Regions from separate parts of the Homo sapiens genome. Here region 2 is linked to region 1. A link is an interaction called in ENCODE POLR2A ChIA-PET data of the cell type or tissue named here. Cell type or tissue: MCF 10A. All regions are shown on one strand. Region 1 overlaps TNRC6B (trinucleotide repeat containing adaptor 6B). Region 2 has its middle 12 kb from the start of TNRC6B.

Region 1 (5,000 bases):
ACGTAAAACAGTGGAAAGCTTAACTATAGAAACCCCGAGTTGGCCAGGAGAATTGGCAGGCGCTTGCTTTCTTCACTTTCCCTTCCCTTTTAAAGCCTTTGTTTTAGGAAAAAGGAAATTGGTGTGTTTGGAGAGCAGTTGTTAGCTTTTCAAGACTGGACTCGTTGGTCTAATTTGGTAAGGGCCCAGAACACGTCCCATGAAGTAAGGGAAAAATGTGAAGCTGAAGCCGGCATGTGGGGGAGAGCTAACAACTGGACATTTTCACCCAAAGCCCCGCCTCACATGCCTTTAGCCAGAAGGCTTGGCTATTTATTTCTGGGAAGCTTTAGGTTTCCTACTGATGATGGCATCCCCCCTGGTGTCTGGGATGTTCCCTGCCCCTCCCTCCCAACTCTGTCGATACCTGTAGCATTCCTTCTTGGGTCTGGGCACTGAGTCCAGGCCATGTGTGGAAGATTCCAGTTCTTTCACCATTCCATGTGACACAGCATGGCGGGTAGTTTCTTTTTTGTCAGGACAACTGTTTCCTTCTTTGAGGTGTATGAATGGTTTGTAGTACGTACCTGGGTTCCTAAGATAGATCTCGACTGTCTAGCCTGAGTGTCTAGCTATTTCAGGAACAATGTTGCTACACCAGTTGAGTGCTCAGGAACTAGATAAATGCAGATACGTTTAGTTGTTAATTTTCTCTCTCAGATAATTCATCTAGCTGAAGATTTTTGGCTACCTCTGTTTTCTGTTTATTTTTTATCTTTTTGAGACAAGATCTTGCTTGGTTCTCCCGGCTGGAGTGTGGTGGCACAATCACTGCTCACTGCAGCCTCAACCTCCCTGGCTCAAGTGGTCCTCCCACCTCAGCTTCCTGAGTAGCTGGGACCACAGGTGTGTGCCACCATGCCCAGCTAATTTAATTTTTTGTAGAGATGGGGGTTCCGGTATGTTGGCCAAGCTGGTCTTGAACTCCTGGGCTCAAAGTGATCCTCCTGCCTTGGCCTCTCAAAGTGCGGGGATTACAGGTGTGAGCCACCACACCTGGCCCACCTTCTTATTGCCCCCCCCCCTTTTTTTTTTTTGACTCCTGTCTACTTTCCTGCTGCCGCTTGCTCCAAGGCTCCCACTGGACATTCTGCCCAAATACCTGTCCTTACCCAGGTGTTCTGTGTAGGAGAATGAGATGGTCACTTGGTGAGCAAGGAGTCCATATGTGGGGGGCTTGAATGGAAGGATCTTAATGCTTCCTGTCCTGAAGTGATGTTGTCCTGGCCCACCCATCTCATTTTTTACTTTAAAATGTACCAGAAGGTAGGATGACTTACATCTAACTCACTTTAAGCCCCGGGAAAAGTGGAGACCAACTAAGTCTTGCTGTCTGGAGACCTCTCTGACCCATCTCTGTTGGGCAGTATTTTGTCTTCACGCCGTCTCGTAGTCCCTTCCTAAAAGTAAAAATAGGGAGTCCCTGGAACCTCTTACTTACCCATTTGCGGTCTATTGCTGAGGAGGGTTTAATTGATGGCCACTCTAGGCAACCCACATCTACATGTTTGGGGAATCTTAAGTCGCCTCTGCGTACCGCTCTACAGAATGCTGAGGTGTCAGGAATAAAAGGGGCTTAAAGGGGATGCATAGATGAAAGGGAAGTTTTGTGGCTATTTGAAGGCCTTACTAGGACCAGAAGAAAGGAGGAATGCAGTCCAGGCAGGGAAGTGCGTGAGCCAGAGGGCCAAGGAGGAATGGGGCTTGTGTGAGGAAATGGGGAGTTCTCAAGGAGGAATCCTAGGGTCCCTGTGGCAAAGCCTAAGGTGGCCTTTCTTCTGAACTCAGGACAGCATTCCAGTCTTGACCACTCGTTTGACTTCCAGATCCGTATCTTGTTCAAATACAGTGGATTATCTTCTTTTTACTTAAAGTTTTTATTTAAATTCGAGATAATTATATATTCAAATGCAGTTGTAAGAAATAATCTCTTTTATCCTTTTATGCAGTTTCCCCCATTGGTAACATCTTGCTGTATTCTCTCTCTCTCTCTTTTTTTTTTTTTTTTTTTTTTTTTTTTTTTTTGAGACGGAGTTTTGCTCTTTTGCCCAGGCTGGAGTGCGGTGGCATATCAGCTCACTGCACCCTTACCTTTGCCTCCCAGGCTCAGGCAATCCGCCTGCCTCAGCCTTGTGAGTAGCTGGGACTACAGGCGTGCACCACCACTTCCAGCTAATATTTATATTTTATTGTAGAGTTGGGGTTTCACCACGTCACCCAGGCTGGTCTCAAACTTTGGGACTTGAGCAGGCCACCCGCCTTGTCCTCCCAAAGTGCTGGGATTATAGGCATGAGCCACCACACCCAACCTGTATTATATTTTTAAAAATTGAATGCCTCTAGTTTAAAAAGGTATATAGTTGTGTTACAGCCAATAGCATTTCCTTCTCTGACTCAGTAGTAATACTAGGTTTTTTTTTTTGAAACGGAGTTTTGCTCTGTTGCCCAGGCTGGAGTGCAATGGCGCAATCTCGACTCACCGCAAACTCTGCCTCCTGTGTTCAAGCAATTCTCCTGCCTCAGCCTGCTGAGTAGCTGGGATTATAGGCGTGTGCCACCACACCTGGCTAATTTTTGTATTTTTAGTGGAGACGGGGTTTCACCTTATTGGTCAGGCTGGACTTGAACTCTTGACCTCGTGATCCGCCTGCCTTGACCTCCCAAAGTGCTGGGATTACAGGCGTGAGCCACTGTGCCCGGCCAGTTTTTTGTTTTGTTTCAAGGAATCTCTGTTCACATATAAAAAATTGCGTAAAAGCCCCCCTTTTCTTACGTACATGATATCATCAAGTACACATTTTTTGCATCTTGCTTTTAAAACTTAACACCTTATCTTGAAGACTTATCTTCCTTAGTACAAAAAGAACTGCTTGTTATAATTGCATAGTATTCTCTTGTGTGGATAAGGTATAATAACGTATTTAACCAGTCCCCTAATTGATGGACTGTTTCTGATCTTTTGCCGTTACAAACATATTTTGCAGTGAATATCCTTTGCATATATAATTTGCCACATGTGTAATTCTTTTCCTGTGATACATACTTAAAAATAGGATAGCTGGGTCAAAGACTGTACACTTTCATTTTGATAGGTAGCTGCCAAATTGTCCCGTACAGAGATTGCACCCGTTTATATTCTCATCAGCAATGGTATATGTGAATGCCTTTTTCTGTGTTACCTTGGACACAAGGTAACTGTGTGTTACCACCAAATTTTGTCTTTGCCAGTTTGGTCAGTGAAAAGCGGTATCTTGGTGTACTTTGGTGTTGTTTTGTTTTGTTTTTTTTGAGACCGAGTCTTACTCTGTTGCCCAGGCTGGAGTGCAGTGGTGTGAACTCAGCTTACTGCAGCCTCCACCTCCCAGGTTCAAGTGATTCTCGTGCCTCAGCCTCTCGTAGCTGGGACTACAGGCATGAGCCACCATGCCCGGCTAATTTTTGTATTTTTAATAGAGACGGGGTTTCAACATGTTGGCCAGGCTGGTCTCGAACTCCTGACCTCAGGTAATGTGCCTGTCTCAGCCTCCCAAAGTGTTGGGATTATAGGCGTGAACCACCATGCCTAGCCTGTCTTCGTATACTTTGAATACTCTATTCCCTTATAGAGAATGCAGTTGATCTATATCTTAGGAGGCTATCTTTCCTTTTCTGTGAACTGTCTGTTCATTTCCTTCACCCATTTTTCTTTTGTATTGTTGGTCTTTTCCTTGTTGATTTGTAGGAGTTCTTTATGTATTATGAAACCTAGCTCTTTGAGATATAAATGCTGATTTTTTTCCCCCAGCAACAATGACCTTGGTGGATTCTATCATAATACTTGTTTTGAAGCATTTCTGTAGTCAGATGTAGCTGTCATTTGTTTATGGCTTCTGAGTTTGTATCATAGTTAGAAAGTCTTTGTTCGTTCTGCATTATGAAAAGAAAAATCAGCCACAGGTTTTTCAAATGCTTTAATGGTTGCCTTCCCAGCTTTCTTCTTTCTCTCCTTTCCCTTCCTTCCTCTCTTCCTCCCGTTTAAATACTTTATCCATCTGGAGTTTATTTTCACGCAAGGTATGAGGTATGGGTCTGATCTTATGAAGTCGTGTGTGGTTCTTGAGTGCCTTCTCCGGGCGCCGTGTGCCTCATCCCTCTGTTACTCATCACCTTCTTTGCTGATGCAGAGTAGGTGCTTGATGTGGAGGAGGAGGTGGACCCTGCTGCCAGAAGCAGTAGCAGCTCATGTGCTTTGTATTGTTAGGTGCTTTCCATCCATTATTTCTAATCAACACAGCCTCTCTTCAAGATAAGTAGTATATAGCTCCCATTTTACAGATGACAAACTTAGATGCCAGATAATTTGCCCAAGCTCCTACCATTGTAGTGTCCAAGATACATAAAATTTGATTTTAAAGTGTCAGACTCCAAAGGCTGTGCTTTTTCTCTTGGCCTGGCTGCAGTGTAGCAGGGGAGCACCTTGGAAGAGGCATGTGCTTATTGCAGTTGACCATGCTTGAGTACAGGATTTTGAGAGATGGAGGCAAAAGAACTTTGAAGAAGGTGTTGGAGGGGTCCGGAGACACAAAGAAATACAAAAATACTGTATGCACTCACTAATACAGTCCCTAGATCAATGATGTGTAGAAAGCATAATGCTCAACTGAAAGGAGAAAAAAATCCTTCTCATAGCTTAAGAGAACCTGAAGTGTCCTCTCAGAAAAACATATTTGAGGCCGGGTGCAGTGGCTCACGCCAGTAATCCCAGCACTTCGGGAGGCTGAGGTGGGCAGACCACTTGAGGTCAGGAGTTCACGACCAGGCTAGCCAACATGGTGAAAACCCATCTCTGCTAAAAAAATTTTTAAAATAAAATAAAACTTAGCCAGGTGTGGCGGCGTGTGCCTGTAACCCCAGCTACGCGGGAGGCTGAGGCAGGAGAATCGCTTGAACTTGGGAGGCAGAGGTTGCAGTGAGCCAAAATC
Region 2 (5,000 bases), 57 kb before region 1:
ATCAGGTTAAAGCTTTATGCTAGATCTTCGGCTCTATGAGGATGGATTTCTGTTGTCTTGGTCACTGCCTAGAGAGGTGCCTGGCACAAAAAGCATCTATAAATATATGTTGAATGAATAAGTTCCCATCGACTGTTAAGAATCCCTCTTCTACACACTCACTTTGAAATCTGAGGTGGTGTTATTATAAAGCCTAATTCCAGAATATTTTATCTGTTATCAGCAGAAGAAAGGTACATTGAAGCACTTTGGGAGGCCGAGGCAGGTGGATCACTTGAGGTTAGGAGTTCAAGACCAGCCTGACCAGCATGGTGAAAACCCATCTCTACTAAAAAGAAAAAAAAAAAAATTAGCCAGGTGTGGTGGTGGGCTCCTGTAATCCCAGCTACTCGGGAGGCTGAGGCAGGAGAATCACTTGAACCTGGGAGGCGGAGGTTGCAGTGAGCAAACATCACACCACTGCAGTCCAGCCTGGGCGACAGAGTGAGACTCTGCCTTTAAAAAAAAAAAAAAAAAAAGGGCATTGTTAACATGTTAACATGTCATGTTCCACTTTATTTTTTTTTAATTAATTTTTTTTAATTTTATTTTGACCAGGCACAGTGGCTCAATGCCTATAATCCAGCATATTGGGAGGCCAAGGCGGGTGGATCACCTGAGGTCAGGAGTCCAAGACCAGCCTGACCAACATGGAGAAACCTGGTCTGTACTACAAATACAAAATTAGCCCAGGCATGGTGGTGCATGCCTGTAATCCAAGCTACTAGGAGGCTGAGGCAGGAGAATCGCTTGAACCTGGGAGGCAGAGGTTGTGGTGAGCCGAGATCGCGCCATTACACTCCAGCCTGAGCAACGAGTAAAATTCTGTCTCAAAAAAAAAAAAAAAAAAGTTTTTTTTTTTTTTTCCCTGAAATAGCGTCTCACTCTGCCCAGGCTGGAGTGCAGTGACACGATCTTGGCTCACTCACTGCAACCTCCGCCTCCAGGGTTCAAGCTGTTCTCCTGCCTCAGCTTCCCAAGTAGCTGGGATTACACATACCCACCACCACGCCTGGCTAATTTTTGTATTTTTAGTAGAGACACGGTTTCAGCATGTTGGCCAGGCTGGTCTCAAACTCCTGACCTCAGATGATCCGCCTGCCTCAGCCTCCCAAAGTGCTGGGATTACAGGTGTGAGCCACCGCACCCACCCCTCCCCCCGGCTCTTTTTTTTTTTTTTTTTGAGACAGGGTCTTACTTTGTCACCCAAGCAGTGCAATGGTGCAATTTGGGCTCACTCAAGCCTCAACCAAAAAAATTCTTTTTGAGACAGGGTCTCTCGCTGTCACCCAGGTTGGAGTGCAGTGGCATGGTCATGGCTTATTGCAGCCTCCACCTCCTGGACTCAAGCAATCCTCCCACTTTAGCCTCTGGAGTAGCTAGTACTACAGGCACGCACTACCATGCCTGGCTAATTTTTTTGTTTTTAGTAGCGACAAAGCCTGACTATGTTGCCAGGCTGGTTTTGAACTCCTGGACTCAAGCAGTCCTCCCACCTCAACCGCCCAAAGTACTTGGATTACAGGCATGAGCCACCATGCCCAGTCATCAACTTTAGATTCAGTCCTTTCTTGAATATGTTCCAACAGACCTGATTTTATCTTCGTTCTCCTTAAGCATCCTACCTATAGGCCAGTGTATTAGTCCATTCTCATGCTGCTAATAAAGAACTTCCTGAGACTGGGTAATTTATAAAGGAAAGAAGTTTAATTGACTCACACATCCACATGGCTGAGGAGGCCTCAGGGAACTTACAACCATGGCGTAAGGGAAAGCAAACATGTCCTTCTTCACTTGGCGGCAGAAAGGAGAAGTGCTGAGCAATGGGGGGGAAAGCTCCTTATATAACCATCACATCTCATGAGAACTCACTATCACAAGAACAGCATGAGAGTAACCACCCCCATGATTCAGTTACCTCCCACTGGGTCCCTCCCACAACACATGGAGATTATGGGAACTACAGTTCAAGATGAGATTTGTGTGGGGACACAGCCAAACTGTATCAGCCAGTTATCAGTTATTGGGTGGTTTTTTTTGTTGTTGTTTTGTTTTGTTTTGTTTTTGGGCAGAAAATGCCTTTCTAGCCAAGTCTGAACCTTTTCTTCTAAGGACCTCCCTAAGATGCTATTAGCCTGTCTATGCATATTTTCAAAAGAACTTCTGCTCCTGCCAGGGGCTCTCCTGAAGGTCTTCCATGCAAGTCTGGTTTCCTTCTCCCTTACATCTCTGGGCAGGCAAAGAAATCTTTCTTTCTGACTAGCTGCAAATCCGGCTTTTGTGGGAATACTCTTCAAGAAAAAGCAAACTAATTTCAAAGACAAAACTAGGTTCAAAAGTGAATATTTATTTACAAAGAGGAGATAAATCACAAAAATGGCAACTTAAAAAAATTAACAAATACCACAAAATTCAGAAAAACAATGTAATATTTGTATTAATTGGTTGCCTAACACATGGCTGTGAAATGTTTTCCCCTACATTTTTTGGCCATGCTATACTCTTTTTTTTTTTTTTCGTGCTATACTCTTTGATCATCCCTCCCTATTCTGTGATATTTTCTAAAATAGGTAAATAATTCAGTGCTTCCTATAGCATGGTAGACCAAAATATGTTTTTTGTTATTAAGTTCCTTTCTGCCTCACAACTTGTTATTGGTAACATCATATAAATTTGTAAAAGTGTTGGCAGGGCATGGTGGCTCATGCCTGTAATCCTAGCACTCTGGGAGACCAAAGTGGGCAGATCACGAGGTCAGGAGTTTGAGACCAGCCTGGCCAACATGGTGAAACCCCGTCTCTACTGAAAGTCCAAAAATTAGCTAAGCGTGGTGGCACACATCTGTAATCCCAGCTACTCAGGAGGCTAAGGCAGGAGATTCGCTTGAACCAGGGAGGTGGAGGTTGTAGTGAGCCGAGGTCGTGTCACCACACTCCAGCCTGGGTGACGGAGTGAGACTTTGTCTCAAAAAAAAAAAAAAGAAAAAATTGTTAGCAATTTTGGGAAAACCTCTATTGAATATCTTTTATATATGCACTATGAAATTGCCAGGCTTCACTGTTTCTTGTACATTGGCTAATCTGAAATGGCCTTTGAATTGACATATGTATATCATAACATAATTTGGCCCCGCATATTTCAGTCATGATAGAGTGCCGCATATTTCAGTCATGATAGAGTGAGTTGACCTAGTAACAGCTCTTTGTACATTGATGGTTAACATTATCTCAACCATACACAGTTTTATGAAAACCACATAAATTTAGTTTATTCCATTGAACCCGAAACAAAAGTATCCTCAACTTAAGGTTTCCTTAGGGGGATCTCCAGAATGGCCGAAGTCACTCATAAGTCCATTGACACAAGGGGAACCATAATGGCAAGAAAGTTGGTATGGAAGGACAGATACTATTAATATATAATTCCATTTATCCAAGGTACTTAGAGCAGTCAGTTTAGAGACAGAAAGTAGAATGGTGGTTGCCAGGGGCTGAGGAAAGGGGAAAAGAATGAAGTTGTTGTTTAATGTGTGCAGAATTTCAGATGTGCAAGATGAAAAAGTTCTGGAGATCTGTTGCACAGCAGAGTGAATATACATAATGCTACTGAACTATACACTTAAAAATGGTTAAGATGATCAGTTTTTTGTGTTTTTTTAACCACAATAAAAATTTTCAGACCAGGTGCCGTGGCTCAATCCTAGCACTTTGGGAGACCAAAGTGGGAGGGTTGTTTGAACCCAAAAATTGAGACCAGCATAGATTCCCATCGCTACCAAAAAAAAAAAAAAAAAAAAAAAAAAGCTGGCCATGGTGGCACATGCCTGTAGTCCTAGCTACTTGGGAGGCTGAGTTTGAGACAGGAGGATTGCTTGAATCTGGCAGTTTGAGGCTGCAGTGAGCCATGATTGTAGCCGGGGCAACAGAGCGAGACCTTGTCTCCAAAAACAAAAAACAGTAACCAAAAAATACGGGATAATTGGGCACTTTGTTAGGATCCCTCCTAGAGCTTTAGGAGGGGCCCATGAAAGTGAGGGGGCCTGCAGGTTTAAATTAGCTTCAGAGCAAAGCAAATCTGTTTCAACCATTCTGGTCCTATCTATCTGTTGAAACCCAACTGATCTAAGCCGTAGTGCCTCCATTTTCAAACTGGTCTCTCTTAGAGCATAACCATACAGTTAATAATTTATCTTACACTTTTTTGTTGATTGCCTCATGCATATGTCTTATCTCTGAACTGTAGGATAAGTGTTGTCTTCTTTTACAGCCTAAAAGTACCTAGGTTCATAGTATTCATCCATTCATTCCTTTGCTTATTTGTTCATTCATTCCACAATATTAATTGAATTTCTCTTCTGTGCTAGACCCAGAAATAAAAGCTACATACTCTGCCCTCTTAAGGGTCCATTGTTTAGAGGGGGAAACGCCAATTAAGTGGTTAATCATAACAGGCTATGAAGGCGCTGCTTTAGAGGTATGTACGAGGTGCCTTGGAACACAGATGGGGGTACTGGACTCAGCCTGGAGTGTCAAGAAAGGCTTCCTCCAAACGCAGATTTAACTTTTGAGGTTCAATTCTAAGGAATTTGAGAAAAACTGTTCCCTAAAAGGCCTGCTAGCATTCTAACTTAAATAGTATAAATGTTAACATTCTAATTTGTAACTGAATCCAGAGATTGTTGGATTTAGGTTGCATTGGAGATCTAACATAGTTTTGGCTATTATTTCTATCTTCTGACTTTGTTGGGAGTAAGAATAGCAGAAATGCTTAGCTCTCCCATTGACATTTTTTCTTGTCAGCCTACCTCCTTGCCATGATTTGGTAGTACCGAAGTTGGTAAAACTTGGAAAAGCCTTTGCCTTTCCCAGGTTCTCTCCGTGGCAAACTCCTACTCATTCTTTGAGACTCAGTTCAAACTCTCACCTCCTCCCCTGTGAAATCTTTTCTTATTCTCCCAGCAG

The links. ChIA-PET counts read pairs that join two places held together with the same protein. Peaks named below come from ENCODE experiments on the same cell type or tissue, not always from the same donor. Only the 100,000 strongest peaks of a DNase experiment are listed, where the experiment ranks them.
Region 2: POLR2A ChIA-PET joins it to region 1 with 5 read pairs; 15 of 35 experiments call an interaction of 5 or more read pairs at or near these places.

The regions. Positions count from the first base shown.
Region 1 is chr22:40,220,698-40,225,697 of GRCh38, forward strand. All of the region lies in intron 1 of TNRC6B (trinucleotide repeat containing adaptor 6B), which reads left to right. Among named protein-coding and RNA genes, the nearest start is that of TNRC6B, 45 kb to the left of the region's middle. In MCF 10A, no CTCF peak of the experiment used is centred here; DNase peaks (open chromatin) are centred at 214 and 2,504.
Region 2 is chr22:40,163,890-40,168,889 of GRCh38, forward strand. It overlaps a transcript of TNRC6B not described here. Among named protein-coding and RNA genes, the nearest start is that of TNRC6B, 12 kb to the right of the region's middle. In MCF 10A, no CTCF peak of the experiment used is centred here; no DNase peak of the experiment used is centred here.